Regions from separate parts of the Homo sapiens genome. Here region 1 is linked to region 2. Evidence: read pairs that join two places in POLR2A ChIA-PET (ENCODE). Cell type or tissue: K562. All regions are shown on one strand. Links, peaks and the distances in the headings refer to the core of each region. The heading gives the core; the rest is flanking DNA. Region 1 overlaps ZCCHC2 (zinc finger CCHC-type containing 2). Region 2 has its middle 88 kb from the start of PHLPP1.

Region 1 (12,584 bases), core at 2,731-10,730, 71 kb before region 2:
GGCTTCTCAGATATTGTTAATGGTTCTACTCTGAATTTTAGTGAAAGTGCCAGTAATAGGACAGATTAGTTATCAAAAGTCAAATTTAAAACTGAATTTTTCAAAGACTTGGAAAGTTGGCTTATGAATAATCAATTTAGGAATTTTTTTAAAGTAAACTGGTTAAATTTTGTTTAAAACCTAAAAGTTTTATTGGCCAAGTGTTGATTTTTTTGTGGTTTCTAGCACATTGCTCTGAGGGCACCTCAATCACATGAGGCACCTCTGGCGTGTGGTTTTTATATAAATAAGTAATATTGAGGGTTTCTCACCCGTCTCTCATATTCAGTTCTTTATTTGCTTCATAGCACTGGTGATCTGACATTGCCTGAGAGTAAAACGTAAAACAGGAGGCACAAAAGTGCTAAGTGCAAAGGCAGAGATAACACTCCTTGGAATACTATTCCAGGGTAAAAATAGTACTAGCTATGCTGAGCAGAATCTTCACCTTAACTCGAGAACCTTAGCATGGGTGTCATTTCAGTGTGGTATGTGGAGCCAGAGTGTAAGGTCCATGCAGGCATCCTCCTGTCCCAGGAACATGCTGAATGCTGTGGGTCGCCCTGCACCTGGGGGAGCCCTGAGGTTCAGTCAGAAGATGGTGCATTTCCCAGTAGGAAAGGTCTGTGCTGCTTCATTATGGGGTCAGATGTTGTGAAGATTTGGAAAACAAACTGCTTTTGGGAAAATAATGAGCAGGAGGCATTAATCTTCATTTTATGCATATAACTTGTAACATCTTTACCAGTAAGTGAGAAACTTAACATTGGATATTGTGGTTTTTCTTTTCTAGCTTCCAAAGGAACTGTCTTCAGAGACTTTTGACAAGACCATCTTAAGAGCCCTGAATCAGGGTTCCTTGAAAAGGGAGGAACGGCGACATCCTGACCTAGAGCCCATCCTAAGGTAATGATTTACCTGACGCCTATCATAGCAGCATACACACAGGACAAAGGGCCGCTCCAAATGGGGTCTTCAGGTGGGGGAATCATAGAGATCCTTTCTCTGGCGTACTTCTTAAAATGGACATGTTATCCTTGTGCTATTTAGGTCTAGGCTCATAGTAAAAGATACCAAACTAGTTTCATCATTGTACTCTTCAGTTCTCTGATATCATAAAATTTAGTTGCTTCTGAAATATGCAGATATTGAATAAAGGCTCTTATATTCTTTATAAAATACTTATTGAAAGAGGCCTTTGTCCAAGAGCTCTACTTTGGAGAGATGTTTTATTTGTTTAAAGTTGTCAAGTGCCTGGGCTGGTGGGTGGGAGAGTGAAGGGCAGCCCTGCTTTCCAGCACCTGCTCTTCGTGGCTGTTACTCTCTTGGAGCCATGGTGCTGCCAGAGGTCAAGGTTTTGCCCTCGTAAGGTTGTTGGGCTTGTTGGGAAAGATGCGCTTAGATGAGATGATCTTGGATTAATTCCCGGAGCCTCCCATGTGCTCACAGAGGAAGAAATTGAAGACACAGGCAAGGCGCGTCATTGGCGGCACAAGGACCCTGTGGAGGCGGGATGAGTGTGGATGTAGGGAAATGTACTTGTTTCGTGATGGGAAGTTGAGGGAATTTTTGCCCAATTAATAGCTTATATTTTCCCTAAGAGTTTTTCTTAAGAATGGGTAGATTGAGGGTGTGGGATCACATGCTTGAGAGTAGAGGGGATGTAAAATCATTATGTGGAGAGCTGGAGAACAACCTGATGAAGGAAATCAAGTGAGCTGGGCAAGGTGTGGAGTCCATTTGAGATTGAAGATCAATAAATTATCGTGGTATTGGTCTGTCCTGTTGTGTGAATTATTTTTTAAATGTTTCCCGGCAGCTCAGGTCCAAGTGTCAGGAAAGCAGGTAGTTGTATTTGTCCTGGATGGGGCTTTCTTGGATGTGACAGAAAGACAATGAGGCAAGGGAATTTGGGGAAAAAATGTTCAGTTTTTAACAAATGATGGACAGTTAGGAGAACTAAGCTGGACTAGGAAGTGAAAATAGGTGAGTCTGATAGAGTAGAATGAACTGTGCTTGGAAGACAGGTGCCATGGGAGTAATCGGGTAATTAAGCAGCGAGAGTCTCATTAGGGTGAGAGCGGAGGCATCTGAGTGAGTGGATCTGGAGGTGACGGTGGAGGTCAGCGTTTGGTTTTGGCAGTCGTGGCACTCACCTCTCTGAGGGCTTCCCTGTAGGAGGGACATAAATTCAGGAATCATGGCCAAGGAAACATGCTGTTTTACTGGAAACTTGCAGTTATTAATAAATACATTACATAAAAGCAGTGCTGGAGCCTCTATGGCTTAGGGTCAGGGCTTAAGTAAGACAGCCTATCATCTGCCTTCTAAACTTGAGGTGGCCCAGTTTGGAAAGCCGATTTCCTGAGGTAGAGCAGAGGTGTGTGTCATTGACTGTTACGGCCCCCCTCCTGAGTAGGGAATTGGGACCAGTGAGTATTCTCAGGATGGGTGGGGCTGAAAAGAAGGGGATGAGTGTTTGCTCCCCAGTGGAGACAAGCAGAAATCTGGGAGGGGGAGAGTATTTTCATGTATGACAAGATCCGGGGTGTGACAGTTTGTGCACGGTTACCCAGCTGCCTTTCCCTAAAGACACGGCCTCAGGGCAGGAGCCCCCCAAGCTGTGGATGAGCTGCTCAGAGTTCTGAGCTGGGGAGGAAAGGGGCTTCTGGGCGGGCACCAGCTTGGTCTGGAAGGATCAGAAGATGAAGACTTGCTCCTCTCCCACCACCCCACAGATGCCAGTTGCCATGACAACAGGTGTCTTTGATATGAAAAGGACATTTTGGGGTCAATTGGCAAAACTTAAATGGGATCTGAGGAATAGAAGGTAAAAATTGGTCAGTGTTAATCTCCTGATATTGATTGTAGGAGAACATAGGAAATACTCACTGATGTCTTCCCAGGAGTTAGCCATTACACTAGGTATTTATGGTTTAGGAAAAAAGTATTTGTACTGTATTTGTAAGTTTGAGATTTTCAGAAGGAAAAAATTAACTATTTCTGGAAGGAGCCATTTTCAAAAAATGGCTCTCAGCTAGGACCCCAATTAAAAAGTAAGTGGCTGGGCATGGTGGGTCATGCCTGTAGTCACAGCCCTTTGCGAGGCCAAGACAGGAGGATCATTTGAGGCCAACAGCCTGGGCAACATAGTGAAACCCCATCTCTACAAAAAAAATTTTTTAATTAGCTGGGTGTGGTGGTGCACACCTGTAGTCCCAGCTACTCCAGAGGCTGAGGTGGGAAGATCGCTTCAGCCCAGGAGCTTGAGGCCGCAGTGAGCTATGATTGCACCTCTGAACTCCAGCCTGGGCAACAGAGTAAGACCCTGTCTCTTAAAAAAAAAAAAAAAAGTATGTGGGTGACTCCTTGTTAAAGCTTTTAGGATTCTCCTCAGCTTTGATCATACTTGGCCTCTTGTGCATGTCTGTGTCTGTGTGTATTTTAGGTGTTTTTACTGTAAAGATGTTATTAAAGCTAATTTTGAAGAATGCAGAGGTGTGTACTGAGAAAATTCCCCGGTTTCCCATTCTCCAAATCTGACAGCTAAAGTAGCCTAACTTTTCCAAAATTTTCTGTGCACATACATGCCCTTAGATTTATGTGTGTGTGTGTGTGTGTGTGTGTGTGTGTGTGTGTGTGTGTGTGTATTTCCTTTACTATCCAAATGGAAGTATTTTATACATATTAATACTTTTCTGCCACTTTTTTCTTTAAATATATTGGGACATGGTAACACATCAGTACATGTAAAAAGATGGCTACTTTATTTGCTACATAATATACCTTTTTAGCTGAACCATAATTAATCAACATATTTTACGTCCATTTTAGTTGTTTCTAAATGTTTTTAAACTACTACAATGTCCAGGTATATGATTATTTAATTTTTTACTTTTTATTTTTATTAATTTTTTTTTTGAGACAGGACCTCGCTCTGTTGCCCAGGCTTATCTCAAACTCCTAGGCTCAAGCAATCCTCTCCAGGTATATATTCTTAACACATATGGATACATTTATCTGTAAGATCAATTTATGGAAATAATGTAATTGGTCAAAAGTTACATGTATTTTTAATATGTAATATTTTCAAACTATTTCTAAAAAGGTAGCAGCACTTTATGTCTTCTGAGGCCTCATACTTGTATCTCCCACCTGAGCAGACTCAAAACATTCTCAATTGCTCTTCTTTGCCCATCTCGGAAAGACAGTCCGATTTCAGTTTGTGTTTGAGTAGGCTTTGCCGCCTCCCTGTGAATGGCCTTTTCAGTCCTTTCCACACTTTATTGGTGTCACTGATTGGAAGAGTTACTTGTTAGATAAAGAGCCCTGCTTGCGATTACTTCATGACCATAGAGGTGTTTTAAATTTTTATATACTCAGATTTATTGATCTTTTCTCTTCTGGTTTCAGGGTTTTGTGTCATGCCTAGAAAGACCTTTTCAAAGATATGTTTGAAAATGTATCTGAAATATGTTTCAAAAAATATGTTTTCTTCTGATACTTCCTTTTTAAAAAAATCTTGGATTCATTTGTAATTTATTTTGATGTAGGGAGTATGGCGGGAATTCGTATATTTTCCCAAATGGCTGGCCTGTGGCCTCAACACCATTAATAGGATGTCAGGACACTTCCTTCTCAGTTTGTGGGTTTTAAATTAGTAGGTCATCATTTGTGTCTCAGAAGTGTAGCAGTTATAAAGGAGGCGGAAGAAAGGAAACTGAGAAATAGGAAGTACTTATTAGTGATACAGATCTTGGTTGGTACAGGACACACTGCATTTAGTCTCAAATATGCTGTAGGTTAGGAAAATGAAAATACGGCCTGAAATGTGCATTTGGGGTTGGATGATTTCTGTCATGTCAGAATGTGACCTTGTTTTTCTCACTCATTTGATTTATCAAATAGTTTATGGCCACTTTGATTTTTTAATATCGGTATAATTGCCATCTGTGGTTATTCATTAATGAGCCTTGACTTTAGTTTGCATGCTGATTTCAGTCCCCGCCTTTATCTCATTTGTGGTTTAAATGTAATACTCAGTGTTCCTGTAGTGGATGTATACATAGTATTTGGAGTTATATCTGGGCTGTTGCCTGGGACTCAGGCCTTGAATTGAAGGTGTGCCTGTGCTTTTGACCAGTTGGTTTCTAACATGACTGGGTGTGGGTTCCACCACTGCCTTTGGATTTTAATGTCAGCCTTAGGTAATATGTTCAGACCTGGAAATCTAGATTTGCTCCTGAATTCAGATCTCAGTTCTTTCATCTCTTAATTTCACCCATGTCTTCCTGTTGAATGTTTACTTTCACATTAGAAGACCAAGAAGCAATTTTGCATGATATACAAGGCAACTTTGGCCCATAAAGGTCATCTGTTGGTATATTAATGATTTTATAATTAATCTGAATAATAGGTCAAAAACCTTGGGGGAGAAATTAATTGAAATTTAAAATGCGCATTAAAAGTGTTCAAAACTAATAGAATGGGATTTGTATGTTGAGCACCTAAGTAGTAGGTAGGGTGACTGTTTATCTGTGTGCACTATTTGATTCTTGTAACCATGAGAAATTGGAAGTTGAAAGGCTAACTGGCTTGTTTAGGGTGCTTCATCTTATAAGCGACTGAACTGGTATTCAAATCCAAAGTAAACTTCCTGGTAGATTCTGCTCTAATTCTTTGCCCAAGAGCCCTTTTACAGGTACCACTGTCGGGAAGACCTCCAGCTGGAGTCTTTTAATTACATTAATAAAATATGAGGAAAGCTGGGTTTCAAAGATAACTTTGACTCATGGCATGATACACATTCAACATGAGTCATCAGTTAGTCATGCCTTAGGTTGTAGAATATATGTATGATATATGATAACTACATAATTGACTGTTCCATATTTTTCAGGACTCTTAGCATCCCAAACTTCCCAACCTCCCACTTTGAGAGTGTGGGAATGCCCGTTAATACTACAGCCAAAGGCCAGGCTCAGTGGCTCACGCCTGTAATCCCAGCACTTTGAGAGGCCGAGGTGGGCAGATCACCAGAGGTCAGGAGTTCGAGACTAGCCTGACCGACATGGTGAAACCCCGTCTCTACTAAAAATACAAAATTAGCCAGGCGTGGTGGCACATGCCTGTAATCCCAGCTACTCGGGATGCTGAGACAGGAGAATAGCTTGAACCTGGGAGGCGGAGGTTGCAGTGAGCTGAGATCGCGCCATTGCACTCCATCCTGGGCAATAAGAGCAAAATTCAGTCTCAAAAAAAAAAAAAGTACAGCCAAATAAGGAGAAGAACACCTGTGGAGAAGAGTAAAGAAATTGCAGTTGTTTTTCTGAACAGAAGGGTGGCTATTGGACCACTTGGGCAAAGGCTGAAATAATACATTTTTGGGCCAGTATTGAAAACTTACCATTAGATTATACAAAATTAAAAATGAACCTATTTAGTCGATTCTTGCAAATGAATTTTGTTAAATGTTACTGACTTCTTCCCATAGGAAATACATTAGAAAATAATATTCTTTTCTATAGGAAAAATATTTTTCCATACCTGAATTAAACTGCCACTTCATTCTGCTTTATAATTGAAACTGAGCTTCTTGTGGATTAACATTACCTGAAATTAACAAATCTCTTTTCTTTTTATGTGCAGGCAGCTATTTTCAAGTTCATCACAAGCTTTTCTACAAAGTCAGAAAGTACACAGCTTCTTTCAGTCCATATCATCAGACTCCCTACACAGTATCAGTAAGCATCCTCTGTCCCTCTGTGGAAATCTTTTTTCTTTGTTGGATTTTATTGCTTTACTGTGTCATTTTGTGTAGGTTTGTCACTTTAGTTAAAGTTAAGGAATAGTGACATACATTTTTAATGTCATTTTTAATGAGTTTTTACACTGCAGTTTTAAAGAAGGTCATGAATAAAAGCTAATATAACAGAGCAGACTGATTCCAAGGTAAGGCCTGAGTCTCTCTAGTCTTTGGGGCATGGCCAGTCCTTCATTTCCTGGGCAGGAACTGTTCCCTCACAGGCTGGAGACCTTACAGTGCCACGTGCTGGTGTATGATCTAGTCTGTCTTCCTCCTGTCACCTGTTCCCAATTGACCTTTCCAGCCGATCAGACAGAAAATGTTAGCCCTGTTCTTCTCACTCTGCCTCTTTGTTTTCATCACGGAAAGGACAACCCATACTAGACAAAGGATGTCTTCCTTTATGTCCCTTCGTCACCATCCCTTTGTTTACAGTTAGGCCTTTCTTTCATGCACGGACTATTAAAGGTAAACCCTCACTCTTTTCTCAGATTCTAGTTTCCCACTCTGATCTATCCCTGGATTATCACAAGGATAAATGTGTTAAATTCCTGCTTGGTCTGAAATTCAGGCCTCACTGTGACCTTCCGGGAGCTTCCTTCTGCTCCCTGTGCTCTGTCTCCTAGCATGCCCAGCTGTTGCCTGCCCTGTGTCTTTGCTCATTTGTACCCTTACTTAAACATACATCCTTTTGTCATAGCCCATTAAAATCACACCTGTTTTAAGGCCCAGCTGAAACATCACCTCTTCCACGAAGCTTTGCCAGTTTTTCTTATGTTCCGTATGTTGAGTTTTGCCCTCTTATTTCACCTTTCACCACTGTCTGCCTTGTGTTTAATTTTCTACACATCTACCTCAGCCTGCCTTTTACAAATATTTTGTCAGTAACATTGGCGTGTCCTTTAGCAGAATTTCTGCTGAACTTCAGGCATAGCTATGGCAAGGAACATTTTTCTTTTTTAAAACTGTCCCTCTGCTCTCAAGAGAGTCATTTTTTCCTGTATTTAAAGGGGAAAGAAAAACACATATTTCCTCAATTTGAGGTGTGAGAAAAAGAGGTGCAAGAATAGTATGATTGTTACACGGGCTAACCTTTAAAGTTTCTCTAATTAAGTGTGTTAATGCTAACGTAATTATCAATCCGAATTAAAAATATGACTCTTTGTGATTAGTTGACCAAGACAAAATGTACAACTTCATGATTAAATTTATGTCTGAATGATAACAACAGCATTTATTAAAGAGAATCCTGATCATTCTGTAGCTATGTAGATTTAACCATCAGTGCTTTCCCCCTGCGCCAAATGTGTTTTTTATTGAACATGTATCAATAGCATCAGTTTAGTTTCAAAAAGGCATTGAATTGAGCACAAAGTTAAACTTTTAGTTCAGATGAACAGGCTGCTCAGGAAAACTCACCCAAGTGAGGAGTTCATATATAAGTAATAAACTCATCTTGAGGGTGTGGCAGTATTTAAATTACATGAGCAGTGCTAAAGAGGTTGGTGGATTTTGTTTTTAGGTTGTAAAATTAAAACACTGTATGAAAGTACAGAACTTGAGATTGTGGGAAATCTTGTCAGCCTAACGTTCTTACATATCTGAGTTGTTTCACTAGTGAATATACTGTTGTCAGGGTTCATTTGCATACACTGTTGGGTTTTTTTTTTTTAATTGATAGCTTTATCTTTTTATTCTCTGGTACAGAGAGCATCACTCCATATCCTGAAAACTAGCGCTGAAAAAAAATAATGCTAAAGTCCTGAATGAGTTAAGATGTTGAACTGTGGAGTCCTGCTGGCCTGTATTTTAATGGGGAAGTAATCCAAAATGTGTTGCATGGGCCAGTGCTGGTCCATAAATTGCTTGTTACTGTTCTGTAACACGAGAACAGAAATTGAGAGCAGACACTGAGAGATTAACAATTTGACAGTGCCACGTTATTTTATTGTATTTTACAAAAGTAACGATCCACAGCAAACTGAAGATTTAAAAAAATGAAAACTGAATCTTTACCACACCACAGATGTTTAAGAAGCACCTTTCTACTTTATTTCCTCATTTTGCACATGAGCACACTGGGGCTGACAGATATGAAATGACTTGTCCAGGTCAGTCGCTCTTCAGGGAACAGCTGGCCTCTTGAACACGGTTCCCACTCACAGTCTAGTGCTTTGGGCTGTGTCATCTTGCCTTCTCACTAGTAGCCATGTTTTCTTCACCACTCACCCTCCATTCATTTTCCTTAGGTAAAAAAACAATTATTATATTTGTTTTCTTTATTTTAATTTTCCTAAAAAGTTAATAGTATTGAATGCTTCCTGCAGATAACTTACAATCCTCTCTGAAGACTTCTAAGATATTAGAACACTTAAAAGAAGACAGCTCTGAAGCTTCAAGTCAAGAAGAAGGTAAAGGTAGATTCACTAGAGTAAATCATTCTGCCTGCTGATAGCACATGGATAGAACATTTAAGGAGTGAAGAAACTGACATATAGGAATTGGAATGTGACAGAGGTTGCATTACAAATAAGTGGAGAAGGAATAGACCATTCAATAAATGGTGTGTGGAGAAAGAATAAATTGTTCAATAAATGGTGTGTGGACAAAGAATAGACCGTTCAATAAATGGTGTTGGCACAATTGATTTTCCATATGAAAAAATAGGTATAATTAGATTCCCAGTTACATCATGCAGAAGACATTCAAGTGAATAACAACTTATATGTAAAATGTAAAACTTAAACTTTTCAATGTTAATTTGGGAGGAGAAGCCTTTCTTGAATAAAGTAGAGCATGACCACGGTAGAGATCTTAATAAATTAGAGCTTCTCTGTGACAAAAGGAACCATATAGCCAGGAGACCATCCATAGATTGAGAGATGGTGTTTGCAAGATATTTACAGATAAGACTATATCCAGACTATGGAAGGATCTTCCTAAAAAGTCAATGAGACAATCATCCCAACAGAAATATAGGTGAAAGACATAAATAGGTGATTCTGAGATGAGGAAACCTGAACAGCTATTACATAATGTGCAGCCTCACTGGTAGTCAGGAAAATGCAAATGGAAACAGGTGTCATCTCACACTCAGCAGATTGACAAAACATTTTGGAGTCTGACATCAAGGATATGAAGCAGTGGGAACTCTCAGGCACTGCTGATGGGGATATAAATTGACAGAACTATTTTGGACGAAATTTGGTGCTGTGTAGTGAAGTTGGAGATAATTATATGCTGCTGTCCAGCAATCCTGCATCTATGAGAATTGTTACACACCTGCAAAAGGGGACATGGGCCCGGGTCCTTGAGGCAGCATTGTTTGCAAGGGCAAATACCAGGAAATTGCCTGAACATTTCAAATGTTAGTAATGTTATAAATAAATAATGTCTTTGTACTAGGTAGCAATTAAAATAAAGGATATTTATAGTACAATTGGCTCTCCATCTCTGCATTGGTGGGTTTAACCAACTGTGAGCTGAAAGTATTTGGGGGAAAAAATTCTTTTTCTTGTCATTCTCTAAACAATACAGCATAACAACTATTTGCATAGCATTTACATTGTACTAGGTATTATAAGTAATCTAGAGATGATTTAAAATATACAGGAGGATGTGCATAGATTACATGCAAATACTGAAGGACAGTTGTATATTGAAACATGTAACAGCTAATGTGTTTATGAGCACACATATATGGATAGTTAAAACTTGCACTAGAATGTTTCAACAAGTAAGCTACTAGTTAGCCTCTAGAGGGATGAGGGGGAGTGGAATGGAGGGAAGACCTTCAGTCATTCCTGTGATATTCTGTTTCTTAAAAGAGGCAAATATGGAGCAGTCTGGAGGGTGGTGTACATGGATGTTTGTTATATTAATAGATACAGGTTTGAATGTTTGAAACTCTTCATTTTTTAATGGTTAAAAAGTTCTATCTGAAATTGGATGTTTTAGTTTTGTAGGGACATGCTCATATAGACTTTCATAGTTTTGAACAAGATTGATTTGCTGTTAGGTGGAAGACATTTGAGAGAACATAAAAGGTAATTCAGAGTTTACTGTGTTTTTGAAAAATTGCTTAAGATGTCTTCTATGTTGAGAAATGCTTAGAAGTGCTTCATACCATCTGTCACCAGTGGTTATGATCATACAAACTAGTAGCATCCTACTGTTGGTTTTTGCTGCAGCATTTAGTGTAATAAGTTACTTTTTCCTCTCTTCTAGATGTGTTGCAGCATGCCATAATCCACAAGAAGCATACTGGGAAAAGTCCCATTGTGAAGTAAGTATCCTCTTTCTAAAACAAAAAGTGCTTTGGTATGTTTTAAAATCAATGTAACATTTAATTAAATTTCTGATGTATTTGGCTATAATTCTGTCATTTTGCTATTTGCTTTTTATTTCTTCACTTTTTCTGTTTCCTTTTCTCACTTTTTTTGCCTCCTTTTGGGTTGTTTTTCTTCTGTGGTTTTTTTTTGTTTTGTTTTGTTTTGTTTTCCCCTATCATCTTTGATAGTTTTACAATGAAAGTTCTTCTAGTGGCTACCCTAGAGATAATATTACATATCTTTGACTTATTAAAGTTGGATATTTGTGCTTGTACTGGTCCCAAACAATTTGAGGACCTTAGATTACTGCAACATCATTTATTTCCCCCTAACTTGTAAGCCGTGGCTGTCATGCATTTTAATTCTCTGTATAATTTTAAATTCCATGAAACCTCTTTGTAGTGTTTGTGTACTCATTCCTTCCTGTGTCTCTGAGCATCCACCTATGATCATTTTCCTTCCAACTGAAGAACACTTGAGTATTTCCTATAGTCACATCGGCCAGTGATGAATGCACTCAAATTTTTATCTGGAAAAAATGTTTATTTTGCCTTCATTTTTACAAGATACTCTTGCCACATGTGGACTTCTAATTGGGCAGTTACTTTCCGTGAGCTTTTGAGAGCATAGTTTCCTTATCATCTGGTTCTCCCTTTATTTCCTTGCATCTTATTCTCTCCACTCACCTCCAGTTTCTCCTGCAGATCCCATAAAACCGTCTGTGATTTCTTACTCATACCACATTAGCGCTGTGCTCCTCAAGTATGAGCCGTGACTTTCCATGTTCCGCCTTAGGGCCTTTGCTGCTCACACAGGAGTCTGCCTCCATCCTTTTTGGGTCTGTCATTCTGGGAGGGCCCAGAAGCTCGGAGCTCCTGATGCTTCCAGCCTCCACTGTGGACTCTTCATTGCAGTCCTTCGCCATTTCATCCTCTCCACTCCCTTGCTCCTGCTTTTTGGGATCACTTCCCAAATAAACTCTGTTATGCTGGACTCTGATTTTGAGAGGAACTCACACTTAAGTCATCTGGCATCCAGAGTTTCAATCGGTCTTACTGCTGCTCTTTTGAAGATAATACGCATTTCCCTCTGATTACTTTTAAGGTTTTGTTGTTGTCTGGTTTTCAGCAGTTTTCCTAGCTTCCTTTGCATGAATTCTTGAATCTGTAGCTTGATGTCTTCTGATTTTAGAAAACTAGCTTTTTACTTCTTCAAATATTTCTTCTCCGCTTTTCTCTTGCTCCGTCTTCCAAGACTCCAAATCCTTGTATGTTAGATTTTTCACCATGTCCCGTGGTTTTTTTTGTTTTTGTTTTTGTTTTTTGAGATGGAGTCTCGCTCTGTCACCCAGGCTGGAGTGCAGTGGCGCAGTCTCAGCTCGCTGCAACCTCTGCCTCCTGGGTTCAAGC
Region 2 (12,584 bases), core at 2,055-10,054:
GTAAAAATACAAAATTAGCTGGGCGAGGTGGCACATGCCTGTAATCTCAGTTACTTGGGAGGCTGAGGCAGGAGAATCGCTTGAACTCGGGAGGTGGAGGTTGCAGTGAGCCGAGATGGCGCCATTGCACTCCAGCCTGGGCAACAAGAACGAAACTCTGTCTCAAAAAAAAAAAAAAAAAAATAGAAATCAACTTCTACCTGATCATATCTTTCTGTGGTTCTGATTTTAAGTTACAGTTGGAATTAGACATCAAGGCAAAGGTTGCTGAAAAGGGAAGATCTTAAAGTAGAAAAAGAGCCAGGAAGGAAGCCTCTGAACAAACACAGATAGGAATAGCAGCTTGAGAGAACAGGCCCCCACCCTGGATATAAAGTGGGGAGCTGACACCGCGCCAGGACAGAGGCGTCAGAGCCAGCAGTGAACCCAGCTGGGGACGAGGCCAGAAGGGACACAGCCATCACGGGGTTGAAATCTCTTAAGCATTCCTGATTCAGGAAAGATTGTCTTAGTCAGATGCTTGCAATTTTTCAGTAGGCGGCACACCCAAAACTGATGTAGACGGGCCGGGCGAGGTGGCTCACGCCGGTAATCCCAGCACCCTGGGAGGCCGAGGCAGGAGGATTGCTTGAGCCCAGGAGTTTGAGACCAGCCTGGGCAGCATGACAAAGCCCCGTCTCTACAAAAAATACAAAAGTTAGTCAGGCCTGGTGGCATGTGCCTGTAGACCCAGCTACTCAGATGGGAGAAGCACCAGAGCCCGAGGAAGTCAAGGCTGCGGTGAGCTATGATCACACCACCGCACTACAGCCTGGGCAACAGATTGAGACCGTGTCTCAAAAAAACAAAAAACAAAAAACAAAAAACAAAACGGATGTAGAGTTTATGAAACCCTTTCACTCTGTTTAGAAAATCCAGGAGGCTCCTTCTGTGAAGAAGCATGTTTGTAATGTGCAGCATCATGGTTTAAAATGTTTGCCTTGGGCCTGATGTGATGGCTCACACCTGTAATCCCAGCACTTTAGGAGGCTGAGTGGGGAGAATCAGTTGAAGCCAAGAGTTTGAGGCCAGCCTGGGCAACACAGAGAGACCATCTCTCTACAAATTAAAAAAATTACCTGAGCATGGTGGCACAGGCCTGTAGTCCTAACTACTCAGGAGGCTGAGGCGAGGATTGCTTGAGCCCAGGATTTAGAGGCTACAGTGAACTGTGATCATGCCACTGCACTCCAGGCTGTGCAACAGAGCAAAATCCTGTCTCCAAAAATTTTAATTTAAAAAAGGTTTGGAGGCCGGGCACGGTGGCTCACGCCTGTAATCCCAGCACTTAGGGAGGCTGAGGCAGGCAGATCACTGGAGGCCATGAGTTTGAGACCAGCCTGTCTCTACTAATAACACAAAAATCAGCCAGGTGTGGTAGTGCACATCTGTAAGTCCAGCTACTTGGGAGGCTGAAGCATGAGAATTGCTTGAACCTGGGAGGTGGAGGTTGCAGGGAGCCGAGATCTTGCCACTGCACTCCAGCCTGGGTGACAGAGCGAGACTTTTTTCAAAAAAGTAAAAAATAAAACTAAAAAAAGGTTGGCCCTGAAGTCAAGTGACTTGGATTAAAACCTTCCTCTACCACTTGACTGCAGGCGTGATTCTCAACATCTCTGAGCCTCAGTTTCCTTATTTGAAATAGGAGGACTAATTAGAACTGTGTTATTGAGGTGATTTTATGAGATAATGACTATGTACAGGGGCAGGCAATGGTCAGTGCTCGACAAATGTTAGCTTTCCACCATTTTTCTACAGAACTGCGTGGCTAAACTCTCAGGTTCCCTAAAGCAGTGCCTCCCAAATGCTAGGGTAAGACCTGGCACCAGCCTGTGACAAAGTTTTCAGCATTCCTTGGCAAAGGGGAGAAGTGAGGAGAATGTTCTGCGTGCAGGGTGGTATTCAGTGGCCAAGGACAGAGTTCTTTCTTGGGAAGCAATGCTCTTTCCTCTGAGGACGTACAATGTCCCTTGCTTTTGGAAGTAATGATCATAGTAGAAGACATTTTAAGTTTCATGTTCTTTGCAGCTTTACGTTAGTCTTTAATTTTTTCTTCCTGGACCATGAAATCCAAGTGTCCAGGAACCATTCGAAAGGATATGAGAAAATACAAAGAGGGGTGGGCTGGGCAATGGCTCAGTGATTCTGCTTGGTGGTCCAAGGGCGTGAGCGTGGCAGGTGTATCTTCTACTTCTTTTACCACCACAGACTTCTCTTCGTGCTCTCATGTTCTTCCTTCTCATGTTTTTTTTTTTCCTTCACCAATTTCTCCCTCTCATTGGGTATGTTTCTAACTGTATTCTCCCTCTTGCTTTTGCTCCAGGCTGTTAGGCTATTTTCTCTTGTTTGTGGCAATTCCCCCCCTATTCATGCCCTGTTTCTCCTCCCCTTCACACACTTTAGATTTGTTTCTGGTTTTGCACCTGATTCTTTTTTTTTAAGCCATAAGTGCTGCATCCCCAGGTGTGCCCATGTACCCAGGTAACAGTGGTGGGGGACAGGTACAGGCTGTGTGCAGTAGAGCAGACACTGTGTTCATCCCCTCCAGACAGGGGTTTGTGCTGAAACAGGACAGCAGACGTGGCCCTTTCCTAGGCTGTTTTCTGTTACTTGTTTTTAGTAAAACAAAATACTGGAGATTGGGTAACTTATAAAGAAATGAAATTTATTCTCACATTTCTGGAGGCTGGGAAGTCCAAAAGCATGGTGCTGGCATCTGGCAAGGGCCTTCTTGCTGCATCATCACATGGCAGAAGAACAAGTGAGCACCCAAGACAGAGACATCAAATTAGGCCAAACTATCCTTTGTTTTGTGAGATGGAGTCCCATTCTGTTGCCCAGGCTAGAGTGCAGTGGCACAATCTTGGCTCACTGCAACCTCCGCTTCCCAGGTTTGAGCAATTCTCCTGTCTCAGCCTCCCAAGTAGCTGGGATTACAGGTACCCGCCACCACATCCAGCTAATTTTTGTATTTTTAGTAGAGGCAGGGTTTCACCATATTGGCCAGGCTGGTCTTGAACTCCTGACCTCAAGTGATCCTCCTGCCTTGGCCTTGAAAAGTGCTGGGACTACAGGCGTGAGCCATGGTACCCAGCCAAACTCATCCTTTTAATCAGGAACCAACTCAGGTGATAACTAACCATTCCCTCAATAACGGCATTAATCTACTCATGAGGGCAGAGCTCTCATGATCTAATCACCTCTCTAGAGGCTCCACCCTTAATGCTGTTACAATGGCACTTATATCTCAACATGAGTTTTGGAGGGACGTTCAAACCACAGCAGCTTTTCAGATGGTTCTGTCTCCATATTCATGACACGTCGTGTAACATTGCATTTTAGCAATGAAGATCATTCCTCCGGTGGTTGCATTTTTTTCCCCAGAGACAGCCAGCTAGGCCAACTTATCACAGTTTACCTGGGACTTTCCTGGTTTTAGCACTAAAAGTCCCACCTGGGCAACCTCTGGCAAGCTGCGACAGTTGATCACCCTAGAGCCAGTGGTGGTGAACCCCCTACTGGACTGTTGGTCAAAGATTAGGCACAGGTAGGTCTAAGTTCAGATAATGAAACCGATCAGGAGAGATTTCTGGGATCATTTATCCCATACAGGGGCTGGGATCATTTAACCCAGAGCAGAGAAAGCTGAGGTGGGGATGGGAGGGGGCTATTTTGGTAACAACCTTCACGTGTGTTTGCTGAGTGTACTTGAATGTGTGTCCAGCTGCGGTCCATCTCCACCCGAAATCAGAGCCAGAGGAAATGGATGGGAGTGGAGTCTGAATTTACTCACAAAGTTGAATTTCCTGCCAGTAAGTATTCTTAGACACTAGAATGAGTTTCTAAGACAGATTAGGCATTGTCCTTGGCGGTCCTCAGCACAGTAAATTCCTGAGGGCTTTAAGAGTTTAGGTGTGGCCCGAGAGCTGAGGGGATGGGCAAAACATATTTCCAAGATTCCTTCCAACCCTAGGACTCTGTTTCCATCTACCCACCAATTATGGCTCTAATTATTTTTCTTGTCCTCTTTTGCCCCTAGTTAAACCTTATGATGAGCAAGAAAAAAGTGGTTTGATTATAGTCTCCTTAAGGAACCAATGAAGCTTCCCCACAGCGTGATGGAGAGGAAAGGTTAGCATGTTTGTTTGTTTTTCCCTAAGGAATGCTTACATTTAGAAAAGATTATTTATTGCTCAACTTGATAACAGCAATATTAAAAGTTTAAAACAAAGAGAAAAATTCCCTGTAATCCTACTACTCCAACAGACTAGCCCACCCCACTTTTCTTCCCACTCATCATTCTGAGATTTCCTGAGGTTTTTTTTTTCTTTTTTTTTTCTTGACAGAGTCTTGTTCTGTCGCCCAGGCTGGAGTGCAATGATGCGATCTCGGCTCACTGCAACCTCCGCCTCCCAGCTTCAAGCGATTCTCCTGCCTTAGCCTCCCAGGTAGCTGGGATTACAGGCACATGCCACCACACCTGGCTAATTTTTGTATTTTTAGTAGAGATGGGGTTTCGCCATGTTGGCCAGGCTGGCCTCAAACTCCTGACATCAAATGATTCACCTGGCTCGGCCTCTCAAAGTGCTGTGATTACAGGCGTGAGCCACTGCGCCCAGCTTCTCCCCAGGTCTTCTTAGCATTTAACTTGGCATCCAACTTTACTCATTTAGGATTCTCACATTACAGCAATTGGACCTTATGGAGTAATTAAAGTAAAAAGCAAAGCAAACCAAACTAAAAGGAAATCCTAGTTAATTGAGTTATTTCTAATTTTTGAAATCAGCTTGTTTTCCTTCATGGAATTGTCTCACATTCTGGGAAATCAAGCTGAGCCGTCTGGTGAACAGTTGTTTCCAATCGATAGGCTTTGAGGTTGGCGATGGGTTCTTATTGTTTTAGGGATTTTTCCCTTTCATATAAACAGTTTCCTTTGTTGGAAATTGAGCCCCTGCTACACTAAACCTGAGCATCTCTTTCCACTGTGCTATCCTTTTTTTTTTTTTTTTTTTTTTGAGACTGAGTTTCGCTCTTGTTGCCCAGGCTGGAGTGCAGTAATGTGATCTCGGCTCACTGCAACCTCTGCCTCCTGGGTTCAAGCAATTCTGCTGCCTCAGCCTCCCACGTAGCTGGGATTACAGGCATGTGCCACCAAGCCTGGCTAATTTTTGTTTTTTCAGTAGAGACAGGGTTTCACCATGTTGGTCAGGCTGGTCTCGAACTCCCGACCTCAGGTGATCTGTCCGCTTCGGCCTCCCAAAGTGCTGGGATTACAGGCGTGAGCCACCATGCCCAGCCTCCACTGCGCTATTCTTAAGTTGTGACTCATCACTGATCGTGGCCCACCAACTCTGAGGTCAGATGCTGACAGTGTAAACTCTGGCTGATCTGATCAGCTCCCCACAGAAGTTCCTTGACTTCTGTCTACCCCGGTGCTGACACAGTTCCCACCCCAGCCCACCACACTTGCACCCATAGTCTCATCCGGGTTACTCTGTGTGTTCACAAACTCAAATGGCAACGAAAAGCTTAGCCAGTGGTAACCAAAGTAACAGGACTGGGGCCAGGAAAAATCCTTAACTCAGAGAACAACATCTTGATTCTTGCGTGAGTGGTTTTTCAGGTAAGAATATAAAATAGTTTTAGTTTCACCTTTGGATATAAAGTAGATGAAATAAATTATGCTCAAAAGAGGTATAATGTATGAGGCCCTGTATAGATACTGATTTTATCTTTAAGCAAGCGGTTGTTAAAAAGCAGCAAGGCCATAGAGCAGGATGCAATGTAGAAACCAGTAAAGGGTTTAATATGATGCCTTTTATTACATGATTTAAACAATAAGCCTGGGGTTTTTCCCCACATGGATTCTTCCTTTAAGAAGGAGAACAATGCCTTTTGTCTTGTTTTGGTTTCCGCTGGGTGTCCATTTAGAGTTACAGGTTAATAGTGATATTAGTGACACCAGCAGAATGTTGCCAAAACTGGGGGATGTCACTGTATTTTGTATCCTTTTTAAATAGAGGAGGCTCTTCCTTTTTGTTTATATTTTTTCTACTTGGTTTTCCAAATCACAGCTCTATCCATAAACCTCATGCAGTCATCATAAGCAGTAAGTACACTGATGAGACAAATGTTCTGATTTGGTTTCATTACAGTCTTTTAATGACCCATCCCCAATCTTACTCTCTTCCCATGAGTACCCAGGTTTTATTTCACTTCTTTTTTTTTTTTTTTTTTGAGACAGGGTCTTGCTCTGTCACCCAGGCTGGAGTGCAGTGGCGTGATCACAGCTCACTGCAACCTCAACCTCCTGGGCTCAAGTGATCCTCCTCCTTCCCCTCCTGAGTAGCTGGGACCACAGGCACATACCACCACATCCAGCTAATTTTTTAATTTTTTTTTAGAGATGGAGTCTCACCATATCATCCAGGCTGGTCTTGAACTCCTGGCCCAAGTAATCCTCCTGCCTTCAAGCAATCCTCCTGCCTCAGCCTCCGAAAGTGCTGGGATTACAGGTGTGAACCACTGCATCCAGCCAGTACCTATGTTTTAATGTGTGTTCTTCCAACTCACCTTCCATACCTTCATATACATAACATCATCTATATAATATAGACTTTAATTTACCAGTGCGCATTGTGCTATACATCTCATTCTACTGATTTTCTTCATCCAACATGTGTTTTTTTTTTTTTTTTTTTTGAGACGGAATCTCACTCTGTCGCCAGGCTAGAGTGCTGTGGCACGATCTCGGCTCACTGCAACCTCCAACTCCCTGGTTTAAGGGATTCTCCTGCCTCCACCTCCTGAGTAGCTGGCATTACAGGCATGCACCACCATGCCCGGCTAATTTTTGTATTTTTAGTAGAGATGGGGTTTCACTATGTTGGCCAGGATGGTCTCGATCTCCTGACCTCGTGATCCGCCAGCCTTGGCCTCCCAAAGTGCTGGGATTACAGGTGTGAGCCACCGCGCCCGGCCCATTCAACGTGTTTTTGAGATCTAGCCATGTTGATAGAAGTAAATCTTATTTACTGATCTGGCTGCCTTATGGTTTTCCCATCCTATGCATATACCACATTTTCCTTACACACCCTCCCACTAAGGGATGGCTTACACTGGCAGACGATGCTACTGCAAACTGACATAAATCTCTTTGTGCATCTGTCAGAAGGATTCTCTGGGATATCACCCAGGAACTGTACTGCTGGATCACATGAGAGTATACATATGTGCATGTTTTCACAAAATGCTTCCCAACTGACCTTCACAAATGACAACAGAAGGTGACTCCTGCCCATCTGTAGTGTAATGAGGAGTTTCATTTCCCCATGTCCTTGTCAGCACTTGATATCATACAACTTTTTATTTCTTGCCATTCTAATAGTTGTAGTATCTCATTTTTAACATACTCTATTTTTTTGATTACTAATGAGTTTGAGAGTCTCTTCACATATTTATTAACTACTCTGGTTTTACTTCTGGTGCACTTCTCATTCAGGTTTTGCCTACTTAAAACTTTTTTCTTGCAATTGCAAGTGTCCCTTAGATTTTTTACATTTTAATCTTCAGTCCTGGTTCTGCAAAATATTTTCTTCCAGCCCATCTCCTGTCTGTTACCTTTCATCTAGGGTGTTTACTTTTGATGTTGTTAAATCCATTAATTTTTCCTTTGAGATTTACACTTTTTGTGCCCTGCTTGAATCAGTTAGCTTTTGCTATGTAACAAACCACACCAAAGCATAGTGGCTTAAGCCAACAAGGATTCATTGCTGTGGGATTAATTGCTTCTGAACGGGGCCTGATGGGCGGGGGCTGGATGATCTGGGGGGCCTCACTCACATCATGGCCCCAGCTGGGATGGCTGGGCCTCTTACTCCACACGGCCTTTCACCCTCCAACAGGGCAGCCCAGGGTTCCGCACACGGCGGCTCCGGGATTCCAGCGCAGGAGAGGGCAAGCCTGGTGGACCTGAGCTTTCCAGGCCTCTCCTTCTTCACATTTGTTAATGCCCAGTGGACCAAAACAAGCCACATGGCCACACCCAAACTCAAGGAGTCAAATAAAAGCCCCCACCTCCTGCTGGGAGAAGCTGCCAGTGCAGTTGTTACTTTTCTCAATCTACTGTGCCACTCTAAGCTTATAAAGATGTTTCTTCTAGCCGGGTGCAGTGGCTCATGCCCGTAATCCCAACACTTTGGGAGGCTGAGGTGGGAGAATCGCTTGACATCAGGAGTTCAAGACCACTCTGGGCATCGTAATGAGGCCCTGTCTCTAAAAAAAGCAATTAACTGGGCATGATGGCTCATGCCTGTAGTCCCAGCTACTGGGGAGGCTGTGGCAGAAGGATTACTGGAGCCCAGGAGGTCAAGGCTGCAGTGAGCTATGATCACACCACTGCATTCCACCCTGGGCAACACAGCAAGACTCTGCCTTTAAAAAAAAAAAAAAAAAAAAAAGATAGTTCTAGATTTCTTATTAGTAGTTTTATAGTCTTAAAACTATTTGGCATTTCTTTTTTCTTTATATTGTGATTTTTAATTCATTGAAATCATTTAAATCTTTATAAACAGTAAATATTAATATATGTGTTATGTATCAATATAATTATACATTATCATATATTGTTAAAATAAATTTCAGCCAGGCACAGTGGGTCATGCCTGTAATCCCAGCACTTTGGGAGGCCAAGGCGGGTGGATCACCTGAGGTCAGGAGTTTGAGAGCAGCCTGGCCAACATGGTGAAACCTGGCTCAACTAAAAATATAAAAATTAGCCGGATGTGGTGGCAGGCACCTGTAATCTCAGCTACTTAGGAGGCTGAGGAAAGAGAATCGCTTAAACCTGGGAGATGGAGGTTGCAGTGAGCCGAGGTCATGCCACTGCACTCCAGCTTGGGTGACAGAGCAAGACTCTGTCTCTAAATAAATAAAATAAATTTAAATTTTGAATTTTATTTAAATCTATTTGTTTTTCTGCAGAGTGATTCTGTTTCTTCTTTTTGGTGATGGGGTGGTGGTTTTTTTTTTTTTTTTTTTTGAAACACAGTTTCACTCTGTCACCCAGGAGTGCAGTGGCACGATCTTGGCTCACTGCAACCTCCACCTCCCAGGTTCAAGCCATTCTCCTGCCTCAGCCTCCCGAGTAGCTGGGATTACAGGCACCCGCCACCATGCCCAGCTAATTTTTGTGTTTTTGGTAGACATGGGGTTTTGCCATGTTGACCAAGCTGGTCTCAAACTCCTGACCTCAAGTGATCTACCTGCCTCGGCCTCCCAAAGTGCTGGGATTACAGGCATGAGCCACCGCGTCTGGCCACATGATTCTGTTTCTAAACTTCCTGTTCTGCCCATCAGGGCATAACCTTGCCATATGTTTATGCTTTGTAATGCGGGTTACTGTCTAATAGAGCTAGTCCTTTGCTTTTGTTTCTCAGAATTCCCTTGACTATTTGTGGACTTTTCTTTATACATTTTAGAATTAATTTTTCCAATTTACGGATTATCATGAGATTTTGATTAAAATGGCATTGACTTAGACATTAATTTAGGGAGCATTAACATCTACTTGGTGCTAAGTTTGCCCATCCATTAGACATGATATGTATATATCTGTTTACTTAGTTGTTCTTTTATACCCTTTATTAGAATTTTTCTCCCGTAACTTTGTGTGGTTTTATTGTTGTCAGGTTAATTCATAGATACTTTCTAGTTCTGGGGATTTGACAGTATCAAGTAGTGTTGTTCCTCCACCCTTGCATCTCACCAGACTTCAAACGGTGTAGGTGTGGCCTAATGGAATTCTTACAATATCGTAATAAAACTCTGAATCTGAGTAAAAAGCATGTTATCCAGGGTTTATATTAATATTTGAGATGACATCATTTATCATGCCTTCTAAAATGCACCAAATGATTCACTTCAAAATGAAATCAGCCTGCTGAAGTATTCACCCAAGAGATTTTAATAGATTTTTCTTTCCCAGTAACGCAGGAGGTCAGTTCTCAGTAAAACACACAAAGGCATAAGGTCATGAGCTATTCTCTCTGAAATCTCCTTCATTTCAGCCGTTCCCAAGTGTTAGAATTAATTGCTCAACTGTAAGAACTGCGACCCAGAGAAGTTTCAAGAACCAGCCAGATGGGAGAGAGTTTTACAACACACATGGGCTTACACCCTAGCAACAAAAAGACCAAAGGAGGAAAAAACTCACATTTCCATTGTTAGCACTGTGCCTATAATTTTCCTTTGTTTTAGGGGACAAAAACTGAGACAGATGATGGGTTAAACTTAATATACCTGAATTTTCATAGTGTTGGGTGCTAGGGGTTGTCAATATTTGCTCAGAAAAAGATGGTAACTGCTTGTCATTTTTGCAGAGAAGAAAGAATATAATGAACCTTTTGAGAAACACGTTTCGACAGTTTGAGAAGGCTTTGTCTTTTGGACACAGCAGCATGTTTAGCAGAATGATTACCTGGTCTAGAGAGCAAATACTATATGCATTATTTTCTTGTTGTTGTTTAAGACTTTTTTTCACGCCTGGCGTGGTGGCTCACACCTGTAAGCCCAGCACTTTGGGAAGCCGAGGCAGACAGATTGCTTGAACTCAGGAGTTCAAGATCAGCTTGGGCAACATGGGGTCTTGCTATGTTGCCCAGGCTGGTCTTGAAAAAATAAAAAATTAGCTGGACATGTTGGTGTGAGCCTGTAGTCCCAGCTCCTCAGGAGGCTGAGGTGGCAGGATTGCTTGAGCCTAGGAGGTTGAGGCTACAGTGAGCTGTGATTGTGCCAGTCCACTTCAGCCTGGGTGACAGAGCAAGACCCTGTCTCAAAAAAGAAAAATAAAAAAAGGACTTTTCCTTATTTTTACATTTTTTTGTTTTCACTGCATTTTTACTGCATTTTTAATCCCCCTTTTTTGCATTCATTTTAAATATCTGGATCCACTGCAAGTACTTCCGTCGATGAGAAGGCATGACATAGTAGATTCTCAGTTGCTCAGTTCAAAGCACCAACATGCCACTTAGTCAAAGAACCTTAGGCAAGCCACACTCTGACACAGAAGGGGTTCAGATCAGCAGTCCCCAACCCTTTTGGCACCAGGGACTGGTTTTGTGGAAGATAATTTTTCCACGGACGTGTTGGTTGGGGTTGATGGATTCCAGATGAAACTGATCCACCTCAGATCATCAGGCATTAGGTCCTCATAAGGAGCATGCAATCTAGATCCTTCGTATGCACAGTTCACAATAGGGTTCACGCTCCTATGAGAATCTAATGCCACTGCTGATCTGACAGGAGGCGGAGCTCAGGTGGTCGTGCTCACTCACCTACCACTCACTCCTGTGTGGCCCCATTTCTTACAAGCCGCAGACCAGTACTGGACTATGGCCTGCGGGTTGGGGACCCCTGGTTTAGATGAACCCAAATGTCCTCTCAATCACTAAGATTCTCCATAGCTTCTTGAACTCTTGAGCTTTGGAGATCATTCTCGAAGTTTCTATAAATAAAAGTGGAAATCAGCCCCCTCCTTAAAACCAGTGAGAGGCTTAGAGAGCACAGTAATCATGATGTTTCTGTAATCCTCCCAGAACCGAATCAGAAATGGCCAGGACACTGAGGCATTCACATGATAGCGAGGAGCAAAGTGCAGGCTTAATGTGTCCTTCCAAAGTCCACATTTCTTCTGCTAGCAATTTCTTAAATTGCCACAGAAATTGAAATGGATAAGAATTTTGGTTTGTCAACAAGATAAAAAACTCACAGATAAAGTGAGTTATCTGCTTTTTGTTCAGACCAAAAGGTGACTTTACCAGAAATTATGCTGGACATCTAGGGAATTAATCTGGATGAGTGAGCTCAGCCTGACATAAAGATGCTTCAATGCCCTTCTTAGCAATGATGCTGAAATAGCAACAGCTTTAGCTTGCTGAGGCAATAACAGCTGCCAGGGCAAAAAAGAGAAATGAGAAAATCAAAGCCATTCTGAGGTATGAGGCAGCAATTAAGAGAATCTCCCCTTGAAGGGCTTACTTAAGTAAGCAATCATTCAACCAATATCCATTTATTACCTACTAATCAAGACATCAGATCTGTATTCTCTGCCTTCCAGGAGCTTATGATTTAGGTAACAGCTACCACCTCTTCTCCAGACTAAAGAACCCCAGTGCCTGCGCCTCTTTCTGACATTGCACCTCACCCCGTAAAGCCACGAATTGCCCCAAGCCCATGTGTCTTTGCATTATTTGATGTTTGGTTTTTCTGTTTTATTATTATTATTTTTGTGGCAAAGTCTCACTCTGTCACCCAGGCTCCAGTGCAGTAGCGTAATCATGGCTCACTGCAGCCTCAACCTCCCAGGCTCAAGTGATCCTCCCACCGTAGCCTCCCGAGTACCTGTGACTACAGGTATACATCACCACGCCTGGCTAATTGTTGTGTTTTGTAGAGATGTGGTCTTGCCATGCTGCCCAGGCTGGCCTCGAACTCCTGAGCACAAGTGATCTATTCTCCTTGGCCTCCCAAAGTGTGGGAATTATAGG

The links. ChIA-PET counts read pairs that join two places held together with the same protein. Peaks named below come from ENCODE experiments on the same cell type or tissue, not always from the same donor. Only the 100,000 strongest peaks of a DNase experiment are listed, where the experiment ranks them.
Region 1: POLR2A ChIA-PET joins it to region 2 with 5 read pairs; 2 of 35 experiments call an interaction of 5 or more read pairs at or near these places.

What each region holds. Positions count from the first base shown.
Region 1 is chr18:62,549,516-62,562,099 of GRCh38, forward strand. ZCCHC2 (zinc finger CCHC-type containing 2) reads left to right here. Exons shown (of 14, transcript NM_017742.6): 5 at 833-945; 6 at 6,688-6,782; 7 at 9,172-9,255; 8 at 11,072-11,129. Among named protein-coding and RNA genes, the nearest start is that of ZCCHC2, 33 kb to the left of the region's middle. RefSeq lists a silencer at 8,987-9,086. In K562, for the core only: no CTCF peak of the experiment used is centred there; a DNase peak (open chromatin) is centred at 5,846.
Region 2 is chr18:62,621,298-62,633,881 of GRCh38, forward strand. No RefSeq gene overlaps it. Among named protein-coding and RNA genes, the nearest start is that of PHLPP1, 88 kb to the right of the region's middle. In K562, for the core only: no CTCF peak of the experiment used is centred there; a DNase peak (open chromatin) is centred at 5,454.